Regions from separate parts of the Homo sapiens genome. Here all the other regions are linked to region 4. A link is a loop called in an ENCODE intact Hi-C map of the cell type or tissue named here. Cell type or tissue: heart right ventricle. All regions are shown on one strand.

Evidence for each region. Hi-C counts contacts between places; a loop is a spot of excess contacts. Peaks named below come from ENCODE experiments on the same cell type or tissue, not always from the same donor. Only the 100,000 strongest peaks of a DNase experiment are listed, where the experiment ranks them.
Region 1: it touches region 4 in a loop (32-fold over the local background); 66 of 110 quality-filtered maps call a loop at or near these places.
Region 2: a loop joins it to region 4, with 4 times the contacts of the local background. A loop is called at or near these places in 66 of 110 quality-filtered maps.
Region 3: it touches region 4 in a loop (3-fold over the local background); 13 of 110 quality-filtered maps call a loop at or near these places.

What each region holds. Positions count from the first base shown.
Region 1 is chr12:98,997,691-99,000,190 of GRCh38, reverse strand. All of the region lies in intron 17 of ANKS1B (ankyrin repeat and sterile alpha motif domain containing 1B), which reads left to right. Among named protein-coding and RNA genes, the nearest start is that of APAF1, 350 kb to the right of the region's middle. In heart right ventricle, a CTCF peak has its summit at 1,300 (motif pointing right); no DNase peak of the experiment used is centred here.
Region 2 is chr12:99,003,952-99,006,451 of GRCh38, reverse strand. All of the region lies in intron 17 of ANKS1B (ankyrin repeat and sterile alpha motif domain containing 1B), which reads left to right. Among named protein-coding and RNA genes, the nearest start is that of APAF1, 360 kb to the right of the region's middle. In heart right ventricle, no CTCF peak of the experiment used is centred here; no DNase peak of the experiment used is centred here.
Region 3 is chr12:98,938,537-98,941,036 of GRCh38, reverse strand. The region is part of intron 17 of ANKS1B (ankyrin repeat and sterile alpha motif domain containing 1B); the gene reads left to right. Among named protein-coding and RNA genes, the nearest start is that of APAF1, 290 kb to the right of the region's middle. In heart right ventricle, a CTCF peak has its summit at 1,471; no DNase peak of the experiment used is centred here.
Region 4 is chr12:98,697,688-98,700,187 of GRCh38, reverse strand. APAF1 (apoptotic peptidase activating factor 1) reads right to left here. Exons shown (of 27, transcript NM_181861.2): 17 at 619-780. Among named protein-coding and RNA genes, the nearest start is that of APAF1, 54 kb to the right of the region's middle. RefSeq lists a cis regulatory region at 1,129, a silencer at 1,063-1,132 and an enhancer at 1,045-1,214. In heart right ventricle, a CTCF peak has its summit at 1,129 (motif pointing left); a DNase peak (open chromatin) is centred at 1,147; H3K27ac peaks cover 365 bases.

The DNA of each region.
Region 1 (2,500 bases), 300 kb before region 4:
AGTCCATTCTGTTTGTCACTATTTTTGTTGTTGTTCATGTACATTATTTTTTTCTGCCTTTTCTATTTTTTCCTTACTCTCCTCTCTGTTTCTCTTCTTCCTTTCCTCTTCTTCTACCCACCCGTTTCTTAGCATTTTACTGGACATTCCAACATAAGAAGAGGGATTGGGCTTTATTCTTGTAAACTGAAATTTTTCCTATCTTGGCTTCTAAAGAGTTAGGAAGAGATCATCACTCTCGTAAAATTTGCAGTGTGAAATTTCAAGCCCCAGAGAATATCCACCTAGCCTCCTTCACACTGTGGGAGAAGAGAATGAAACGAGAATTGTTAGGAGAAGCAGTTGTAGCCACTGCGTGTTTCCCCTGGTTATAGTCAACCCAAGCCATGCAGACTTGGAGAGCCCAGCCCAACCACATGCCCTTCACACGCGGTGCCGGCTGGAAAGCACCAACCTTGTAGCCCGATGCATCCCATCTGCTGAACAGTTAGTTTACTAGGAGAAGACAACCAGCTCTTAGGTTAGAATAGCAGAAACTTTTCCATTCCCCTTAGATCCTGACTTTTTTCTTTTGATACCTAATAAATCATAGATATAAAGAGTTAACCTTTGGCCTAGAATCAGGGTTTACTAAAGTTTGGTATTTTATAACCTTTTGCAAAAACATAAAGTATCCTTTCCCAGAATATTTGCTATTTATCTGACCCAAATCCCAATGTAATATACGTAACATCTGTCATCACCACCAAGATGCGGAGACCCAGTTGGTTCAGCAATGGGAAACAGAATGACCAGGGCACGCTGTAACCACATAAGCTACTTTGCTCCAAAAACAAAATTGATTAGAAACGCCAGTTTGTGTGCCCACAGATTTATATTGAATACAAAGGTCAAGCTGCTAATGTAGCCCCTTGGCTGTGCTCTGCAGAGTTCCCTAGTCTTGCTCACCGAAAGTTGACTCTGCCATGAATGCAGATGAATTGCTGCAGTTTACCTTGCTCACTGACTTTCACAGGAAATTTAAAGCTCCAGTTGCACGGTGTATCTCAGCAGCCAAATGTTTAACTCTGCCTGTGCTTTTCTAGATGCAGCAGTGTGCTAGTTGGTAAGTATTTGGTGGGCAGGGACTTCCCTTCAAGGACTTAGGGACAGCTTTGTCTGCTGAAGATTAACAATTACTATTTCTATTATGACCCACAAAGAGATTATAACCACTGATTTTACTTTAAGGCCTATCTCAGCAATTAACAATTTAGCAATAGTAAAGTGTAGGGATCATGCAATAAATGAAAAATCCACTAGGTGGTTCTAGTGTTCTTCTAACCAGAAATGAGCAGTGTTAACGAGCTCGTTCCATCACTTCGTATCCCAAAGGCAAAGCAAAATATAAAAACGAACATGATTTTTGTTATTTAACATTCATTCTAGATTATATGTGAATATATTAGTATATGCAGTGATTGCTCAGAGACTAAGCTTCTCTAGAGTGCTGAGGATTTTTTTCTGCCTCTTTTTTACATAGACACATGAAGGCTACATTTCAACCTTTTAACCTTATTTTTATGGTTAATAAAACATTAATTTATGTACCTAAGCCCTTATGGCACATAGACCACCATTTTATCACCACTCATTTGTCAATGTCCCTCATATAAGGACACAAGCTTTCAAATGAAGAAATATGTTGTCTTACTTGCAGCTTTTCTCCAACTTAAAGCAATACAGTTCTCATTTATAAAATGCTCAGTCATTGGTTTCATTAATATTTTCAGTAACCTTATTTAAATTTGATCCAGGTTTACATGTTCCTCTTAGAAACCTTATTAGAAAATGTCTTATGGTTTAGAATATAATAATAATATATAAGTAAACCTAACTTTTTAAATGTGCTTAAGTCACCCTGGCTCCAAAAGTAATCTCAAAGTCTTAATCCCTTGTCATATTTCCCTTCAAATCCTCCAATTCCAGTGTCTTTCTGGTTAATTACAATTATCATGAAGTGTCAGATGTCTTCCCCCAAAGCAGTCTGGGTAAATTCCCACAGTGCCAGACACAGTGCTGAATTCTCAGAACAGATGACAGTTGTTCCCTTCCTGCCACATTGGAAAAGTGGCACAAGGACAGGTTATACATGGAACACCAGACAAATATCCATTCGCCCTTGAAAAGGTTCCAAACCAGAAGACAGGCCAAGGCAGTATTCATGAACATTATCAGGGGTAATTAAAATGACTGCTGGTTTTTATTCTAAGAGAAAAGAAACATGACAAAAAATGAAATAAATGCAAGCTCTAAAGAACCTTGAAATGAACCATTTTAACAAAGAAATTAGGAAAATCTTAACAATAATTATTTACATACATTGAAAACATTTAAGTGTCCGAAGATTGAACACAAATGTAGCTCTCTGAGGTGGCAGGAATCATAAACACTAGGCACTTTCTAAGTGCTTGTTGGTTACTTACTATTCCAGTTAAATGTTTAAAAATTTTGAAGCCTG
Region 2 (2,500 bases), 310 kb before region 4:
AATAAGTCTCTTGTGCATATTATTCTAATATGGGATCAGATCTTAATTAATATACTCAGGGTGCTGTCTGCCTAGTCATGAATCCCTCAAAAGCAGGGACTGTGTCCCTATTGCTAGTGCTGGATACTTGATAAATAATTGAGAATGAATATGTTAATTTCTCAAAGTAATGGTGCTATGTGATGGAGTAAGTTACAGCTAGAGTAAACAAGTCTTCACTCGGCATAGCCTTAGGATAAGTTACAGAAATAAACTTTGGTCAAAGCTCCATGCTTTTTGGAGGTTTGTGCTCTCTCTTTCCCCACAGCCCCATGCAGCCTATCTGAAAGTGTTTCTTAGCTGGAATATAACCCAAGGTATAGAATCTGACCTAGGAAAATACATGAACTTCTAATTTGTAAGATCCTAGTCTATAAACCTCAACCAAGGTGCTTTGCTTGAAGGGGTTAGAAGAGATGGCAATTTCTCTCTACTTCTTCAGTCATTGGAAGAAGACTTTCATCGTCATGGTTTATTCCAGCTGTCTATTTTTTCCCAGGAAGAGTTGCTATGCCAACCCTTCAGCCCTACTGAGTGGGCTCACTGCTCAGAATGCCATCAGCAAATTGAGTTCATCAGCATATGTTTTTGACTCACATCTGCTTTAAGTGGTGCATGTGCGTGTGTGTGTGTGTGTTCCATCTGTGTTAAGGTTTTATTTTATGAGTCTTATAACTGAGAAAGCCCAAGGGCAACTACACATTCCTAAACAGGAATACAAGTCCATTCACTATTCAAATGGCGTCTTGCTTTCTATTTGCTTACCACATTTGAAAGCGCATGCAGGTTACAAGCTAAAGCAATCGAGAGGGAAAAGGAGACATGTAAAAAGAGGATAGAGGAAGAAAATAGCTAGATCTGAGGCATTTATGTCAGGTTTTGATGTAAATAATGTTCAGAAACGTGGCCATCTGAGTTGATCCTTTCATGGAGGCATCCACTTAAAAACCCCATGACTAAACCTTTTATACATGTCAACTTTCCATTGCTTTCTGTCCATGTTTTTAGGAAGGATTAGAATGCACTGAGCCTCCTCAGAGCAGGTTTGGGTGAGAGCAGCTGCACAGGAGCTATTTGTGCAGGGCGATTCTGACATGCCAGACCTGCTGTCACACCGGGCCACAGCAACAACAGCGACGCCCTTCCTAGCGCACTGCAGTCCCAGCACTGGGCTGTGGAATGGAGCCCATCACAGCTACGCTCCCGCATTTGTTCCCTGTTTAATGAACAGTTGGCCCCTGGTGGGAAACTTTGGAGAGATGTGCCTATTAAGAGGTGTCTGCCTCTCTTCTACAGGCTCTCCTTTTCATTTTCTCGTTTGTTACAGCAAGGGACTTTTTATGAGAACAGAATATTTTACTCCGTGGGAAATCTGTTCTTTCTGCCTCTGCTTCTGCTCCCACCGGATGTTCTCCTCTGCTCCTTGCGAGGGCACAGGCAATTATTGAGCAATGCATCTTCACCCACATAATTCCAGGCAAATATTATAATAGGTGTGCGAGTGACACTGGAGAAAAACCTTCTGCCCTCTCACTTCTATCTCTTCAGTTTTAAGGATGAGATGGCAATTTCTTTGTTAATGAACACCCTCACAATGCATTCATTTATTCAATGAGCCAAAAAAAAAAAATGTTTATTTAGTGTCTGTTGATACTGGCATGCCTGGACCACACATGGCCAATATGTTGGCCCCAACACATTGACCATTCACCATGGGAGATTTTCATAGGGCATTTTCCCCCCCACCCAGCACCCACCTGGCTCCACTTTAGCCCTGCCTCCTTCCCCGCACCCCACCTTCCTCTCATTTCTCCACCCTTTCTCATTTTTCTCAAACAGAAAAAAATGAGTTATCTTGGGTTGCCTTGGGTTGCCTTGGGTTGAAGCCATACCCTTTGGGTTTGACCTACTCCACTTATTCATCTAAGACTTATTAAGAGCCCATCATCAAAATAGTAATAAAAATAGTAATTTATCCCTATCTAGTGCTTACTCTGTGCTCTTTACGTATATTATCTCATTTAGTCTTTCAAACAACCCTATGAGGACGATATTGGTATAATCCCTGTTTTTAAATGGGAACATTAAAACAGAGTAAAGTAACTTGCTTGAAGTCACAAAACTGCTGTAATAGGAGCGTTTTGCTGAAAAAGAACAGAAAGCCCTATGTACAGTGGCTGAAACAAATGGACATTTATTTCTCTCATATAACAATCAGCTGGGAGGTCATTTGTTCCTAGTGTTCATTCCATGGCTCCACGGTGTTAGAGCTGCTCCCTCTGAGAATTGACTGACTCTTTCCCTCAGAAGCACAGAATGGCGGACCTATATCCAAGCATCACATCCACGTTTAAGTTAAGAAGAGAGAGGGTAGTGTCATCTGTCAACTGCATTTTTCCTTTTCAGCAGGAATTCAAAGCCTTTCCAGAATCCTTCGCCAGCTTTCTGCTAACCCCTCATT
Region 3 (2,500 bases), 240 kb before region 4:
ATTCAGTGTTTGTAGTGACCTTATAGAATATAACTACCATGAATAGTAAGAATTCTCTGTATTTTCTTTATGTCAAAAAAAGAAAAAGGAATCATACCATATGTCAATTTTTGTGTCCCTACTTTTTTCTCTTAACCTTACATTCTGAGAATTTTTCAATGTTAGTAAATATTTTTTGAGATATGCCTTTCAATGACATATTCAAACAAATGGATCTCCATGATTTGTTTCCCTCTTGCTAGACTCTAGGTTATTTCCAAAGAACATTCTTATACATATGTTCTTGTGTATCTCATTGATTCATTTGTTGCCTCACTCACTCATTCAACAAATATTTATTTAGCACTTTGTCTCAGGCCTCCTGCATAAGAATACAAAAATAAATAGTACAGACACCAATCTCTGCTCTCATGAAGCTTATCATCCACTGACACAGATAATAAATATTTACACAAGTAATTCATGGTAATAATAATAAGTGCTGGTAGAGACAAGCACAGGAAGCTACAAAAAGCCCGTGGAAGGCCTGACCTTGATCAGGGAAGGGTTCTGAAGTAACAGTTTCAGCTGAGCCCTGAAAGAATTCAGGACTGAAATGCACTAGATGCCTAGGTTAGAGATAGAAGAAAGGAGTTTTCTTCTCTCTTCCTCTCTCCCTCTGCACCCCCCTCCTCACAGCACAGGCCAAATAGTGCATCAGTAGGCTGTGCCTTTCGTGTGCCTGTGACCCAAGGTCAGGCTCCCATCTGGCTGCCTGCACACAAGCCACTACTGCCCTTTGCTCCCCTCTTGCCCCCGCCACATAGAGAGCAAAGACATGGAGGAGAAAGAGGTGGTTAGGAGAGGCTCAGGGACACCTGCCTGGAGTGGGTCCTGCCAGTGGACCCCATGGGACCCAACTGACAGAAGAGAGGAGTGAGATGTAACTGCAGGCCCGTTCACAGTGGGGCCTGAACTCAGCTGCAGTGTTTGCTTTATCACTGGCTGTGGCCACCACAAATACCTGTCAAAACTCCCTCCCTGTGCCCTTTTCCCCAGTAGAACAGCTCTCTTCTCACTCTCAAAATCATCTCTCACCCTTGTTTGAAAGACCAAATTCAGAGGACAAATGGGTATTTAGGGGCATCAGTGTGCCATGTGAGAAAAAGTCAGTAGTACTGAAGTCAAGAACCAATTAAAACATTTGTTGGCCTCTTTCCACATCTTAGGGGCAGCGTTCCTTTTACAGGTCCAGGTGTCCACTTTGCCTGGGAATCTTTGAAGCCATTTTCTTTAAAAGTGTTCCTCCAAGAAATATGTACACAGCAAGAACTTGTGACAATTTGAACACCAGGGAATTAGAATGTGCAAAGCTTAAATTATTGGGGGGAATATCAACCTGAAGTCTATCAACCAGAATTTAAAAGAAGTGCAGTTTGTACTTTCTAAAACATTAGCACTAAATCTAACTGCTAACTAGCCATTGCCACTAGAGGTCCTGCCTGCCCGACTTCAAGGAAAAAAGAAGCCTCAACTAGTCCCTGAGTGGTGTGATTTGTAACACATGGCACTTAAGTGCTTGGAAATATTTATTCTCTTAAAAAAATTAACCGCAATGGCCAATGGCACATTATGCATCTGCTTAGCAAATTCTTTCTTAGCACAAAAGGAACTTCAGCCAATTTATAGGCTAAACTTTTATCAATTCCAGAGCAGCAATGCCCAAATTAGTATGCAGTGCAAATAGGTAATTTCTATCAAGAAGGCTTTGATATCCATGATGCAAATTAACAATGCTTATGTACCAGCTATATTCACTCTGATTCTCTAGAAAATCCAATGTTGACAACATACGCACTAATCCTAATAAGGTTTCTCAAAAACATCTTCATAGAAACTTGTAATTCCATACACTTTAGGATAACATTAGCTGATGCTCACTCACAGTTTTCACCCTGAGATGCAGTTCGAGTCTAATTTGGCACCTTACTCAGCTATCTGTAACAGTCTCAAGGTGAAAAAGAGAGGGAGGAAAAAAGGTGTTAGTTGCAAAATCAGGATCTGACTTAATAAACTTTTGCCTTTTTGTTATCCTGTATGTTATCTTGTTAAAACTCAACATGACTTATTATCATTAATCTCCACTGCCTTCTCACCAAGGCCTTTTCCATTTCATTGCAAATGGTAAGCACATTTTCACGTTGCCCAACCCCCATAGTTGATGGGTGACTTCCCAATTTCATCCTCTGCTCAGCCTTTGTCAATGTCTTCAGCCATTCCTTCCAAGAAACTGTTCTGGTTTCTGCAATGTGATCTATTCTTAGCCCATGCTGGCGAGTCTTAAGCTCTCAAGTTTTCATCGAAGTGACTTAGTAGTCTGGTCTCAATAAATAACTGCAATTTGTGTGTGTGTGTCTTCCCCCAAGGACACATCTTAACCTTACAAAGACAGAAGCTTTCACAACTGCAGTTGCATTTTCAGGAAGAGCACTCTGCCTTAGGTTTTCCCAAGCACCTTTCT
Region 4 (2,500 bases):
CTTATATCAAAAGAAATTATATGTGAGGGCACTCTGAATACCACAAATACCAGCTACTATTAGATGTGGGGAAGAAAAGCAAAGAATTTTCTTATTTACTTTTTTCATATTTTCCTCATTTACTTTATAAAAATTTCACTATCTTGTTCAGTCATTGATGAGCATTTCTGTCAGAGTCATCAAATCATAAAATTGTAGGTGTAAGAAAACACTTTGAAAAATCACCTAAACCAATGTAATCAAAATTGAAGAAAAAAAAGGAGTGATGAAGAAAGCATTCTATGTTTTAAATACATTTGAGGAACACTGGATTCGATGGCATAAATTGTGTAAGAGGACTTCCTGGGGCCCTGAATATGTTAGTTCATACAGTGTGCCTAATAGGGGAAAGCAATACAAAACATATTTCCCAAACGGTGTAACCATGGAGACCTTTCCTTACAAGGCCATCCTTATCTCACGGAGCACAGTTCCAAAGAACCATGACAGGTTAGGAAGACTGCCCAAAATCACACAGCTAGACTTTATTTTTATGAATAAACATTGTAAAATGCAAAAATGAACAGAAGTTTTAACTTTCTTTAAATCAGACTGAAGTTGGCTTTTTAAAGTACTTACAAAGATTTTATTTTTTGCTGCCACCATTATCCTTGCACCATCAGCAGACCACGAACAACACTTCACTATCACTTCCATATCCTCTTGAGGGTCCTCCAAATTTAGGAAGAACTGTTTCACATTAATGCTTTTCCTCTCATTTGCTGATGTCGCATCCCAAAGCTTTGAATTAAAGTAATAAAAAAGAAAAAGTTTGTTTTACTCTATAATCACACTTCTAGAATTTTTCCTAAATTAAATGCCACATAAACTTATTCACTTCACTTGATGAATTATTTTTACCTATGCATGACTTTTTGTAAGGCTTTTAAATTAAGATCTCCAGTTTCATTATTACGTTCTTAAAAAGAAAAAATTAGAAGCACTGCCCAAAATGCAGAACATAAAATTAAATAAAAAGTTAAGAGTCTTGCATGGTGTGGAAGCTAAAAATTACATGTTGACAGTAAGGACACAAGTGGAAGAAAGGTGGTAAGATGAAGAGACTCACGACTTGCCACTGCTGCCCTCTGCTGTGCCAGGAATGAAGTGTGTTTCACGAACCTACCACATGCACAGCAGGAAGACTACACAGGACCCAGTCCAAGTTAGGTCGTGACCTAGCAGAGCATCCAGAGACATAAGGAAGTCTCTGAAAACAGGGACAAGCAAGACTCTTTGTGTGCTTGGCAGGGCCAGATAGGGCTACAAAACTAACTGGATCCTGAGGAATGAGATACAAAATACTGTAAACTTTGCTCACTAGTAGGACCACTTGAATAGCACAAAAGACAAAGGCCTTCAAGAAGATCCACCTTCACTCCTCTGGGCCATGAGCAGTGTCTCAGCCTCACAGAGTGATAATGACTGCCCATGCCCAAACCAAAGGTTGGCCACGGAGAAGGATGGGGGTTGGGGGAGAAAGCTGCTGCTCAGGCTTTAAGTCAGCTTCCAAAGCACAACTCCCAGGTAAAACCTAATTTTTCTGGCCAGGTACATTTTCAAATCTCTCGAGTAAAAAGAAGTATTATATATACTAAGAAACATGGCCAAAACCAAAACTTTTCTACTTGCAACAACTGCAGGTAATCTGGGTAATGCAAAAGAGACAGCAGGTGCTAAAACAGCCTTCCCTGATACTAAAGAGAAAAATAAATAAATAAACATAAAAGCCTGAACCTTCAGTTACATTATCCAGAATATATGAGAAATCAGTTTCCCTATTAATATGAAAATCAGGCTGGGTACAGTGGTTCACACCTGTAATCCCAGCACTTTGGGAAGCCAAGGTGGGAGGATCACTTGAGCCCAGGAGTTCAAGACCAGCCTGGGCAACACAGTGAGACCTCATCTGTTTTGTTTTGTTTTGTTTTCAATTTAAAAAAATTTTAAAAAACAAAAAGAAAAAGCAACTATTGCCTGAATTTTACAAAGAAAAATAAAAGTAGCACAATCCAACTTGATTATACATGTCTAAATTGCATCTGTTTCTGGACCTGACTTCAGCTTCTGTCCAAGCAGTGGTGAAATCCCACATATTGAGGGACCACATAAACTAATACCAGCATTTCATTCTGAGCAAGTCGCTACACTGTATCCAGGGTCCCTGTGCACCCCAGGCCTCTGCGTGCTTTAAATGGCAAATTTTTAAATAGAACTCACATTTTAAAACAGTTCATCTCAGAGCCTGAAAAGCACATGCTTATCAACATGATACCCTACAAAATGCTTAAAAAGTTATAGAGCCATTTGGGGCAGGACATAATTTTACAGTTTTCATCCTCTCAAAAGGTAAAAACTTACAGGAGAATTTGACCTTGAAATGCTGTTATCTAACATCATTTTGCAGGACCTCTGCTTACTACCTGTCATTATATCAGTGTGAACCAACCAATGATACTGA